Regions from separate parts of the Homo sapiens genome. Here region 1 is linked to region 2. A link is a contact called in ENCODE Hi-C or POLR2A ChIA-PET data. All regions are on one chromosome and are shown on one strand. Each heading gives the region's core, a stretch centred on a gene start or an enhancer-like site at or near the end of the contact. The rest is flanking DNA. Distances are from core to core; before and after follow the strand shown.

Region 1 (6,346 bases), core at 1,379-3,878, 71 kb after region 2:
TCAGGGGCTGCCAGTCTGTGTATGAATCGGCTGTCTTGGAGCAGGTACCCCCCTCTGCCTCTCAGAGATGGGGACAGAGTCGTGGGGGCAGCGTGCCTCCTTAAGGTCTCCGCTTAGCCAGGACAGTGGGCGGGCAGCTTTCAGAGAAGATGGGCGGCTCTGCTGGACTTCTCTGCTCCTGACCCCGGCACTAGATCTGTGACCTCCGCAGTAGCTGACATGGTACAGGGAGCTGTGGACCTAGGTGGTCTGAAGAGGTTTTCCTTCAAGGTGAATTAAAGGGGAATTCTCATAGGATTCTCCCAGGTGGACTCACCTTCGAAAATCTACCTCCAAGAGTAAATGACAGCAGACGTCCACTGAGGACCAAGTGCACACTCATGCCCAATTAAGCAGACTCAGAGCCCTTCGGGGAAGCTTTAGCAGTTATTGATCTCTGCCTATTTTAACTCAAGTTCCTCTTTTCATGTTGAGGCAAAACCTCACAGTCTTTTCTGAGCTTAGCCACAGTTTCTAAATAACTCATTCCTGACACCTGAGCCTGTTCAGTGCCACCAGAATACGAGGCTCCCCAAAATAAGAATCTGGCCTGAAATTTTGCCAAGTGAAGCACCGAAAGGCTTTCATTGTTTCTTAGTTTAGTAACTTTAGCTCTTTTCCTGGGGACTTCTGTTCTCTTGTCAACACCAAAGATCTCATCTTTGTTCTTTGCAGACCAACTTCATGGAGTTGGCCCACGTGTCATAGCCCATGACAGCCCTGTATCAATCAGGGAGAGGAGCTGCCTCACCTGGGGGACTCTTTTCTCTCACTCCATCTTTCACAGACTTAAAAAAAATCCGAGATGGGAGGGCAGGATGCAAACTGTAACTTCATCCAACCCCCTCGTTCTAAATATGAGTGTTGCTGAGAACTGCGGAAGTTGGAACTCACAGCCAGGCCTCCCGGCCTCCCCGGCTAAGCTTTCTTCCTTCCAATCCAGAAGGTGTTTCCAAGCCTGTCTGGAGTCCCCTGGGGAAGGATGAGCCCAGGACTCTGCCCAGAGGGACAGGGAGACAGGGCAATGTGGCCTCTCAGAGAGCTTGGCCTCTTGCCCTTCACATGGTTATAGATAATATTTGATCCCAGGTGGCATCTGTCCCTTGTGGTAAATCAGTGAGGTGCCCCTAGAATGAAAGCAGACTCCATTCCCGGCTGGGATCTGGGTTCAAGTCCAATTTGGTCAGCGATGTGGCCTTGGGCAAGGACTGCCAAGAAACTGCTGGAAAGTAGAGATCACACACATACCTCCCAGCACAAGGAAGCTGCTGGGGAGGAGGGTGGAGACAGCAGGGAGCTGGAGGTGCTTTAGAGCATTCTAGGCAGTGCTGGGAGTGGTGGGGAAGGAGGGGTAAATTTTGGAACTCCATCTCCCTCAGCTCTGCTCTTTGGGCTATGGGCTTCATGTCTTCAGGGACCTGAGTACGCTCTGGAACTGTTAAGCAGTTGTTCAACAGCTGCTGTGCCACTCAAACCCTGAGAACCTTCTGGACTCAGCTTGCACTGCTTTTCCTGGTTGGGGGAGGGTTGGGGCAGTGCTCTGAGCCCTGTGTGAGGCCAGACGAAGGCAGAACGGCTCAGCCCCGCAGGCCTGACTGTCCCACACCAAGAGAGTGGGTTTCTTGTAAAGCCAAAACTCCTTTCTTGACTTGGAAAGGGAAGTGACTCTCCCCTAAGAGAAGCGGTGCCTATCTTGAGCTGCTCGCTGCAGACTGAGCTGGGAGGCTGCTGCTGCCTTTGAAATGGCCCCTCTTTGGGAAAGTAAGGAAGAGTCTGAGGTCCTGCAAGCCGCCCTCATGGGCCAGCTCCAGGGTGGCCAGGGAGGCCTGGAGTGGCCTCAGACGTGTCGCATAAATGGCTGTCTCAAACCTAGGGCCACAGTTGAAGCAAAAGAGGCCCTTCGGCTCCACCCTACAACCTTTTGGCCCTTGCGTCCTTTCTAACATCCTTCCCACCGAGAGGAATAAAGCAGAAAATTAGAACTACCCATAATCCCCTATCACATCAATGTTCTCTGTGAACTTCCTGTCTTTTCTTGAGGTTGAGATTGTATCTAGGATATTGATTGTTTCAGTCAAGATGGGAGCACCCCCAGGTGTTTTTCTGTTTTGTTTTGTTTTGTTTTTGAGACAGGGTCTTGTTCTGTAGACCAGGCTGGAGTGCAGTGGCGCGACCTCGGCTCACTGCAACCTCTGCTCCCAGGCTCAAGCAATTCTCCCACCTCAGTCTCCTGAGTAGCTGAGATTACAGGTGTGCACCACTATGCCCAGCTAAATTTTGTATTTTTCTGTAGAGATAGGGTTTCACTATGTTGCCCAGGCTGGTCTCAAACGCCTGGGCTCAAGTGATCCACCCGCCTCAGCCTCCCAAAGTGTTGGGATTACAGGCGTGAGCCACCATGCCCAGCCACACTCCCAGGTTTTCATGCAAGTTTAGATGAAGAGTTAGAAAATATCTATCTCATAGACCCTTTCATTATTCTTTCCCGATTTGGAAGAAAAAATCCAGTGGTCTGAGCCATTCCGGTGAGTTCTAAAGAAGAGACACTTGTGACTCAAGTCCCTGGTCCCTGACGGTGGCTGTCACGTATCTCCGGGCGACATGGCTTTTGGAGAGGGAAAACAAAACAACTTTCTAAAAGCTGTTCCGTCACAAGCATCCGGGAGGTGAACGGTTGAGCCATTGTTATTAAGCTCAGGAAGCGAGTGGCAGCTGTTATTGTTCTGAGTGGTCACTGAGTGAAGTAAAGATTCCGTCTGAGCCGCCGGGCAAAGGATGTGGCTCTAACACACTTCCTGAAGTTGCACAACAAGGGGCACAGAAAAGGTTCAGGGCATAGAAGCCTAGCACGGCCAGGGCTGCCCTGTGTGGGCTCCACAGCCATGCCAAGGACAATGGGCCCCAAGGGGGTCCGTGCTGGTGGAGGGGTTCCTTTATGCTCTGACACTCACCTTCTAGAAGCCTGCATTTTGAATTGGTTTTTCTGTCTACTGCAGAATATGGACAGATCTATTTTCCAAGCCTCTGAATATCTCAAAACATCTTTAGTTGTCTACACATTCAAGAGTAATTTGATAGATATAAAATTCTTGGAACCAACTGTTCGCTCAAAATCCTGTAAAAGGTACAGCACTACCTTCAAGAATGTAGTGTTACAGGCTGGGTGCAGTGGCTCACTCCTGTAATCCCAGCACTTTGGGAGGCTGAGGCAGGTGGATCACCTGAGGTCAGGAGTTTGGGACTAGCCTGGGCAACATGGTGAAACCCCGTCTCTACTAAAAATGCAAAACTTAGTCGGGTGTGGTGGTGCATGCCCGTAGTCACAGCTACTCCGGAGGCTGAGGTGGGAGGATCGCTTGAACCTGAGAGGCAGAGGCTGCAGCGAGCTGAGGTCTCACCACTGCACTCCAGCTGGGTGACAGAGCAAGACTGTCTCAAAGAAAAAAAAAAAAAAGAATGTAGCGTTATGAATAGTTCCGAGTACAAAATCCAAGGCCAAACTTGTGCTGGTTCCTATAGAGGCGACCCATTTTTTTCTTTTTTTCTACTTTGAAGCCGGTGGGAATTCTTTTCCAGTGTTGTCATTTTCCTTTCATTGATAGTACCTGCAATGTGTTCGGCTTGTTCACTTTGCAAACTCTGTTCTTTGACACAAAAGACCTTTCTTCTGTTAGGTCTTTGAGTAAGTTTTTATTCCAGCTCTTCTGGCATCTTTCTTCTAATCCCCTGAGAAAGCCAAGCCTCCCCCCGTTTTCTAGCCCCCTGGGGTACACATGCCTTTGTGACTGAGCAGCCCCTCCCTCTTGTGTGGCTGCAAGATCCCTAATCCCTTCCCCAGTCTGTCAGAGAATTCTGGAAAGAGTATCCATGCCATTTGTCATCTCTACCTCCAAATGACTGTCTTTATTTTCTCCCCATCCCCACTAGCCATTTTGTCCTTGTTTCTCCATGTTCCAGAGCCTTCTGGTTCACCTTGCCCCAGATCATGGGCCTGTTTCCTGTCTTTGTTACCCAAAGCGGTCTAGAACTAACATCAACATGCACCATGTAGCCGATAAGTTTAGACTGGGGAATGGGATGCAAGTGTAACCAATGAGATGTGAAGAGAAGGGCTTTGTGGGCTTCTAGTAAAGGTCTGTTTGTCTTAAAAACAGACATAGGGATAAGATAGCCTCTTTCTTTCTTTCTTTCTTTCTTTCTTTCTTTCTTTCTTTCTTTCTTTCTTTCTTTCTTTCTTTCTTTCCTTTTTGAGACAGAGTTTCGCTCTTGTTGCCCAGGGTGGAGGGCAATGGCATGATCTCGGCTCACCACAACCTCCGCCTCCTGGGTTCAAGTGATTCTCCTGCCTCAGCCTCCCAAGTAGCTGGGATTACAGGCACCTGCCACCATGCCGGGCTAATTTTTGTATTTTTAGAAGAGATGGGACTTCACTATGTTGGTCAGGCTGGTCTCGAACTCCTGACCTCAGGTAATCTGCTCGCCTTGGCCTCCCAAAGTGCTGGGATTACAGGTGTGAGCCACCGCACCCAGCCAAGATAGCCTCTTTCCTACCTTTGGAAGCTGCCATAGGATGTGATAGCTGGGTCTCTGCTGCTGCCTTGTAACCATGAGGAGAGGTAGCTGGCGAGTGAGGCCAACACACGGAAAGGAGAAGTGAACCTGGGTCCTGGATGATGCCCTTGAATTTGCTGAACAGAATGAAGCAACCTGGGATCTGCCCTCCTCTAGATTTTCTGTTTTGTGAGTTAATTAATTTCTTTTTGCTCAAGTTAGTTGAGTTAGGGTTTTCTAACAGCTAAAAGTGTCCTAACTTACAAAGGTTTAAACTATCCCAGGGGAATTTCAAAGCAGAAAAGTGAAAATTTCAAATTGAATATCGAGTTTCACTGCACCAAATGCCCATGAGCCACGGTCTGACAACACAGTCTCTGGGTCTTCCTTCTCCTTAGCCTGTGTCGTGTTTCTGGGACCTGCTCCAGCCCTGTCCCAGACATTCCTAATGACTTATGTTCCTGTCAGACATCCTTGGGCTCAACATCTCTTTCTCTAACCCTGACCAGAAAAAGCACAAAAATCAATCAGTATTTTAACAATGTCTGTGCACTGGGGAGGCATGATTTCTTGCTTATTGCAGGATGGTTTCGCTTCTCATCTTGACTTTGCCCTTCGAGATCAGCTTCCGGGTCTAATTGTGTCTGTCAGATTTGCAAGAGGCCACTTCGGGTTTGCCAAATAGAAGAAAGTCTTTCTGAGAGGCCTCACTTGATCACCCCAGAAAAATAGTCACCCCACCCTTCACCTGTTGCTCTTTAACCCCTTACCCTCCTTTCTTTTCTTTGTGGCACTTGTGACTACCTGATTTTATATTATATTTATTTATTTATTTATTTTTTTGAGACGGAGTCTCACTCTGTCACCAGGCTGGAGTGCAGTGGCACAATCTCGGCTCAGCTCACTGCAACCCCTGCCTCCCGGGTTGAAGTGATTCTCCTGCCTCAGCCTCCCGAGTAGCTGGGACTACAGGCACATGCCACCACACCCAGCTAATTTTTGTGTTTTTAGTAGAGACAGGGTTTCACCATGTTGCCCAGGATGGTCTCGACCTCTTGACCTTGTGATCTGCCCGCCTCAGCCTCCCAAAGTGCTGGGATTACAGGTGTGAGCCACCATGCCCAGCCCTGAGGTATTTGAAAATATACATTTTTATATTGACTTATTTATCATCTATACTAGAACTATTCCTAGCATGTAGTGAGTGCTTGATAAATACTTATTGAATGAATTAACTCTTCTGCCACCATTAAGAAGATAGAAAGTGCTACAGGTTTCACTTAAAATTATGATTTATCTCACCCTTGCTGTAGTCATCAATCTTAAATTTGTCCTCCACAGGATCCGCCGTTATCTATTGACTTGCTTTTCATGCCTTGGTCAACTTCCTCTGCATTCGAGACGGGTTCTCTTTTCTGGACTCAGTTCTGCTGTAGCTCCCTCCAAAGTGGATCCTCATTTCAGCATTGAATTGAGCTCCTCATTTTTTTTTTCTTGAGACAGTGTCTCGCTCTAGCCCCCATGCTGGAGTGCAATGGCAAGATCTCGGCTCACTGCAAACTCTGCCTCCTGGATTCAAGCGATTCTCCTGCCTCAGCCTTCCAAGTAGCTGGGATTACAGCCATGCACCACCACCCCCGACTAATTTTTTGTATTTTTAGTAGAGACGGAGTTTCATCATGTTGGCCAGGCTGGTCTCAAACTTCTGACCTTGTGATCTGCCCGCCTCAGCCTCCCAAAGTGCTGGGATTACAGG
Region 2 (6,784 bases), core at 3,159-5,658:
CTTAGTGCAGTGGTTTGATCTTGGCTCACTGCAACCTCCACCTCCCTGGTTCAAGTGATTCTCCTGCCTCAGCCTCCCGAGTAGCTGGGATTACAGGTGCCACTACGCCCAGTTAATTTTTGTATATTTAGTAGAGACAGGGTTTTGCCATGTTGGCCAGGCTGGTCTTGAACTCCTGGCCTCAAGTGATCTGCCCACCTTGGCCTCCAAAAATGCTGAGATTACAGGTGTGAGCCACCACACCCGGCCCATCTTCATAATTTTTAAGTGTGCAGTTCAGTGACAATAAGTATCTTTATTCTTTTTCACTCCTTCATCCCTGCGTCCCTGCTCCACTTCCTGGCCTCCAGTAACCAGCAGTCTACTGTCTGTCATCATGAGACCCACTTCACAGTTTTAGCTCCCACATATGAGTGAGAACACGAGATATATGTCTTTCTATGCTTGGTTTATCTCATTTGACATAATGGCCTCCACTTCTATCCATGTTGCTGCCCAAAACTCCTTTTTATTGATCTATTTATTTTTAGAGATGGGGGTCTTGCTATTTTGCCCAGGCTGGATCTGAATTTGCGATCCTCCCACCTCAGCCTCCAGAGTAGCTGGGACTACAGGACACCCCACTGCACCCGGTTCATATACCCATTTTTAAACTCATCAGCAACTTGGGGCCAGGTGCAGTGGCTCACTCTTCTAATCCCAGCACTTTGGGAGGCCAAGGTGGGAGGATTGCTGGAGTGTAAGAGTTTGGGATGAGCCTGGGCAAGATGGTGAGAACCCATCTCTACAGAAAAAAAAAAAAAGTAAAACTCCTGGATGATTGGAGGTCAGAGCTTCTAGCTTTGGGAGACATGGTGCTGGTGCATGAAGCTCCAGCCCAAAGTGAAGGCAACTGAGGCACAGCCACCAGGTGCAGGGTGCAGAAGTGAGGGATGAATTTCCCATGGGACACGCTGGCCATCCAGACCCCCACTCTCATCTCTGTGGACCTCTGGGGTCCTGGCATCTTGGGTTGGGCCATCCCCTCCACCTTCCCTCCACTCCACCTGTCCTGTCTCTCTTTTTTTGAATTGGAGTCTTCCTCTTGTCACCTTGCCTGTAGTGCAATGGCGTGAACTTGGCTCACTGCAACCTCTGCCTCCTGGGTTCAAGCCATTCTCCTGCCTCAGCCTCCTGAGTAGCTGCGATTACAGGGGTCCACCACCATGCCAATTTTTGTATTTTTAGTAGAGATGGGGTTTCACTATGTTGACCAGACTGGTCTTGAACTTCTGACCTCTGGTAATCCATGCGCCTCAGCCTCCCAAAGTGCTGGGATTACAGGTGTGAGCCAGCACGCCCAGCTGGCATCTTTTAAACAGACCTCATGCCTCCCCTGTCTCTGCCTCCACTGGCCCAACCCTTACTGCAGGGCTCCCTCCCTTTTGCTAAAACCCTGCTGTCCCTTCACCTGGAATGTGCTATCTGTGAACGTATGCTATTTAGAGAACCTGGAGCATTCATTCTGAGTGAGTGTGAAAAGAATTACTACCTTATTTTCAAGGTAGTAATGCTTGCTTTATAATACATCAAACCACACCCCCAGTTCTTCTCCTCCTCCTGGAAAATCATTAATAAGTGATGGAAGATTGTTGAATGATGGCCAGCTCAGAGGCCACCTCCTCCATGCAGGCCTTGCTGATCATCCATCCCTTTGATGGTGCCCATCCTCCTCATTTGAACGTGTGATTTTTTTTTTTCCTTGTCCACAGGCAAAGTGAGTTGAGGCAGGAAGATTGTGAGATGGCCTCACCCAGGCTCCCAGGTCCTTAATCAACCACCTGAGCTAGTTTCCCAAAAGCAGCCCACAGAGGGTGCTCCAGCAAATGGCCCCTCCTCAGTGCTCAGACCCCATGTGGTCTCCCACGGCCCTGGCCTCCAGGATGGCTGCCAAACAAAGGGAGGAGGAGTAAGGCTGAAGTCCTCAGCCTTCTGGGGTGGGTCCTCCAGTCTGGAGGCAGAATTCCACCCCCTGGTCTGACCTCTCCCAAGGTGGGGAGAGGTGGTCCCAGGCCAAGGGAAGGAATTTTTCCTGAGGCCCAGCAGCCTCCTGAAGACACCATCATGGTAGCAGAGGGGGCTTAGGTGCGGGGAGAAGGGGGGTCTGAAAAGAGGCAGCCCATCCAGGCTCAGAGATGGAACCCCCTGCTCCGCTGGGCCACGGTGCCTCTCAGCCTCAGGATCCTATCACCGTTGTTGGGGTGAGAGGGCTGGTGTGCTCTTTTCACCAAGCGGGGTTTCTGGCCTGGCCTCGGGGGTGTGGGACACAGCATCGCTTCATCTCCACTAGCCTGAGGGCCACCATTGTCCCATCTGTGTCCCCAGCCCCACTTCAAAGCCTCACACATACACTGTGCACAGCAATTATCTATGAAGGAGTAAAGGAATTTTTGCCATTGGGGTTGTGCTGGGGGGTGACTTCAGAGCATCAGAGCTGACTCCTTACTCGGGAAGCAATGGGCCCATGTAGATGGGGAAGGGACGTCATCTTGGGAGACGGGATGTCCGACTTGGTGCTGGTGGCTCACCAGCTTCTTGGGACAAACAGCAGCTCCTGCGCCCCTGGTAGAGCCAGCAGGCTTGGGTGGTTAGGTTTGGTCTCCTCTGAGAGGCTCTGGGTGGCCCCACAACATCTGGGCTATTTTGTTACTGGTACAAGCTTCCGGTCTCCCACAGGCCAAGGGAAGTTCTTAAAGCAATGAAAAAAAAAAAAAAAAAGGAACAGAGACAGAGTCTTGCCAGGTTGCCCAGGTTGGAATGCAGTGATATGATCATAGCCCACCGCATGACTTCTGGGCTCAAGCAGCCCTCCTGCCTCTGCCTCCTGAGTGGCTGAGACTACAGGCATGCATCAGCTCTTCTTAAAGCAATTCATCTTCCCCCATGTCTAGCCTCATCTGTGTCCCCAGCCCCACTGGGGCAGAAAGCTGTGGAATGTTACTCACACTGTCATTGGATCAACCCCTGGCTTTCCTGTGGGGATCCCCTCCCTGGGAGGGGTTCCCATGACAATTTGGGCTCCAGAAAGGGATGTGGGAGGAGAGTGCGGTGGAGGGAGGTGGTCTGTGGTCTCCCTTCATGGACCAGAAAGCTTGACCCCCAAGGGGACCCTGGCTTCTACTTCCTCAGAGCTAAGCAGTGCCAAGGGGCAGCCTGAGACATGGGCAAAGGGGAAGCCTAAATGGAAAAAGAGAGAGAGAGAGAGAGAAAGAGAGAAGGGGCAGGGAGGACAAAGACACATGGCAAGTGTCCAAGCTGGAACATTCCCACCAGTGGCCTTATTGCATTAAGGATTTTCCCAAAAAGCAGAAATACACTGATAGTCAATGGAACATAGCAGAGCTGTCACGAGCCCAGGAAACACAAGTCCCACCTCTACACAGCCAGAGACTGTGTGACTGTCCCAAATTTTAAATCAAGATAGACAATAAGAACCTACCACTTTCACATCCAAGAAAACTGTGTCCCTACACATTTCAGTCACACCGTGCTGTGGCTTGAGGCCAGCCAGATGCAAAAATCAGGAAGGTTCTGAGGGGTAGGGCCTTCTGTCTTTCTGAAAGGGGCCCCTGAGCGGAGGGGGCAGTGCTGGGGGAGCTAAAGCGCAGTGGGCTGTCACTTCACGACTATGACTTCTGTTTCCCAAGTGCACTTCCTGACCCTGAGATTTGTGCCATGGCACACAGGAATCAGGGCACTTCCGTTTACATATACGCTCATTATCAGGACTGGCGTCGTGGGTGTGGGGCCTGGGCAGTCACAGGGCCCTGTTCTTAGAAGGTGCCCCGGCTTGCTTTAATGCTGTGTTGTTGTCCTTTTGAAAGCCTTACTATTTTAACAAGGGGCCCTGCATTTTTATATTGCACAGGGCCCTGCAATTATGCAGCCATTCCTGCTTTTGATCTCACTTACCCCACAGCCATAATGGAAGAGCGCCTGGAAGGAGTCCTTATCCTGATTCCCAGATGGTGAAACTGAGTGCCAGGAGGGGCAGTGCTGAAGCCGAGACCAGACAGGATCCCTCGGGTGGAATCCAGGGCTGCTGTTTCTCTTGGGGGCTCCTCCTCAGTGAATGGATGGGTGGTAATCTCCTTTCCTACCTGTCCTAGCGGTAGCCTCTGTTCCTTCTCTTGTTTTATCTCATTTTATTTTTTTAAAAAATACCAAAACCATTCTCTCACCTGCCAGAGAGGAGCTCATAGGAGTTGGGCTTCCTCAGAGAGTGTTCCTCCCTCGTCCCCTGTCCTGTCCAGGCACCTGCGAGCAGGATGGTGTGTCCCCGGCTAAATCCACAGGCGCTCCACTCTGTCCCAGAGAGCCCACAGCCAAAAACTTCGTCCTGTCCTGGAAAAGCTTCACTGGTAAGCATTCCCGACCTTTAGACCTGCCTTGGCCCATAGCTGGCCACGAGCCCATAACGATCACTTCCCGGCTGGGTGTTTACCTTCCTGGGCCCCATGGGTTGAGCCAGGGTGGCAGCCACATACCTGACACAAAAGTGGTGCAGGAGGGAAGGGCTATCTGAGGGGAAGGCTGGGCATGGCTGGAATACCCGCCGCCCGCCCAGTGCAAGATAATGCTGATGGTCACACCAAGAGGGGCCCGTGGCTCAGCTGGCCCACCAACCCCAAGCATTGGCCAAGCCAGCTGCACGGCCCTCAAATCTGAGATTTGGGAGAGGCTTTGGGGTCCTCCAGGGTTCTAGTCACTTCCTGCCATGGCCATCTGGCCTTAACTCAATCACTTCCAGGCATGGAACACTCACTGCTTTGTAAGGCATCTTGCTCCATTATTATTATTATTATTATTATTATTATTATTATTATTATTCCCTCTAATAGCTTCCTTTAATCCAGTGCTTACTACATGACAGGCACTGGGCTAAGTACATTACATAATCTATGTAATCCTTGTGTTGTCACTATGACCAGAGAATCATGCCCATTTTAAAGATGCAGAAACAGAGGCTCAAGAAATTGATCATCTTGCTCAAAGCCCCACAGCTAGTAAGTTGGGGATCCAGGATTCAAACCCAAGCCAACTAGTATCAAAACCACTACCATCATTTGCCAAGTTTAATTGCTACATCATCCATCTTTATATAAAACTCAAATCAGCGTTTGTTTTAGCTATCTGTTCTGGAAACAAATTAACTCAAAGTGTGTGGCTTGAAATAACACTCATTTGTCATCTCAGTTTCTGTGGCTAGAAGTCTGGGCACTGCTTGGCTGGGTTCTCTGCTCAGGGTTTCTCATAAGTTGCCATCCAAGTGTTGGAGGGGCTGAGGTCTCATCTCATGGCTCCACTAGGGGGGATCCACTTCCAAGCTGCTGGTGTTGGCAGGATTCAGTTTCTTAGGGCTGTAGGATGAAGGCCTCAGCCCCTCTCAGCTGTCAGCTGTGGCCACTATCAGTCCTTTGCCATGTGGGCCTCTCCGCCCTGGCAGCTCGTTGCATCAGAGAGGGCTATGGAGAGAGTCTGGGAAGAGGTAGGTCAGTCTTTTGTAATATACTCAAGGATGTGATATTCCATCACTTCTGGCATATTCTACTCGTTAGAAGGAAGTCATCAGGCACAGCCTACACTCAAAGGTAGGGGATTACACAGGGCACAATACCAGGGGTGGGGGTCCCTGAGGGCCATCTTTGAAAGTTCCCACAGCCATCTGATTGCCACAAAACATGGGTTTCAGTTTTGTCCCTGAAAGCCAGATTGAAGTAGTCTCTCATCTATTCTCTCACCCATCCATCCACCCATCCACCCATCCATCCACCCATCCACCCATCCATCCGTCCATCCATCCATCCACCATCCATCCACCCATCCATCCATCATCCACCCATCCACCCATCCATCCACCCATCCATCCATCCATTATCCACCCATCCACCCATCCATCCACCCATCCACACTTCCATCCACCCACCCATCCATCCACCCACCCTTCCATCCATCCATCCACCCACCATCTATCCATCCAACCATCCATCCATCCATCCATCCATCCATCCATCCATCCATCCATCCACCCAACCATCTACTCATCCATTCATCCACCCACTCATCCACCCATTCATCTACCCAACCATCTACTCATCCATTCATCCACCCACTCATCCACCCATTCATCTACCCATCCATCTACTCAACTACCCATCCACCCACCCATTCATCCATCCACCCATCCATCTATCCACCCATCCACCCATCCATCTATCCACCCATCCACCCATCCATCTATCCACCCATCCATCCACCATCCATCCATCCACCATCCATCCCTTCACCCATCCATCCATCCACCCACCATCTATCCATCCATCCACCCACCCATCCACCCACCAATCCACCCACCCACCTACTCATCCATTCATCCACCCACTCATCCACACATCCACCCACTTATCCACACATCCATCTACCCATCCATCTACTCATCCACCCATCCACCCACCCATTCATCCATCCACCCATCCACCCATCCAGTCATCCACCCATCCATCCACCCATCCACCCATCCATCTATCCATCCACCATCCATCCATCCACTCATCCACTTACCCATATATCCATCCAGCCATCCATCCACCCATCCACCCATCCATCTATCCATCCACCATCCATCCATCCACTCATCCATTTACCCATATATCCATCCAGCCATCCACCCAGCCATCCACCCATTTATCCAACCTTTCCTTCATTCATTCAACAAACATTTGAGCAGGGCACTATAAACCAGATC

The links. Hi-C counts contacts between places; a loop is a spot of excess contacts on that map. ChIA-PET counts read pairs that join two places held with the same protein, here RNA polymerase II (POLR2A). Pooled maps may share reads with other maps.
Region 1: a loop to region 2 is called in a map of endothelial cell of hepatic sinusoid, with 8 times the contacts of the local background. The contact joins the enhancer-like site here to the promoter of NGEF in region 2. A Hi-C loop is called at or near these places in 1 of 168 maps with a recorded cell type or tissue (endothelial cell of hepatic sinusoid) and 1 of 50 pooled maps. POLR2A ChIA-PET finds 5 or more read pairs at or near these places in 2 of 52 experiments (H1 and MCF 10A).

The regions. Positions count from the first base shown.
Region 1 is chr2:233,081,908-233,088,253 of GRCh38, forward strand. The region is part of intron 2 of INPP5D (inositol polyphosphate-5-phosphatase D); the gene reads left to right. Among named protein-coding and RNA genes, the nearest start is that of INPP5D, 25 kb to the left of the region's middle. RefSeq lists enhancers at 397-546, 2,917-2,966 and a silencer at 2,632-2,926. Within about 2 kb of position 2,629, at least 22 of the 41 ENCODE cell types and tissues checked have a DNase peak (open chromatin) inside an H3K27ac peak, as active enhancers do.
Region 2 is chr2:233,008,848-233,015,631 of GRCh38, forward strand. It overlaps NGEF (neuronal guanine nucleotide exchange factor), which reads right to left and starts at 4,409. Exons shown (of 15, transcript NM_019850.3): 1 at 4,221-4,409. LOC101928881 (a long non-coding RNA gene) reads left to right here and starts at 3,767. Exons shown (of 3, transcript NR_136325.1): 1 at 3,767-4,122; 2 at 4,293-4,400.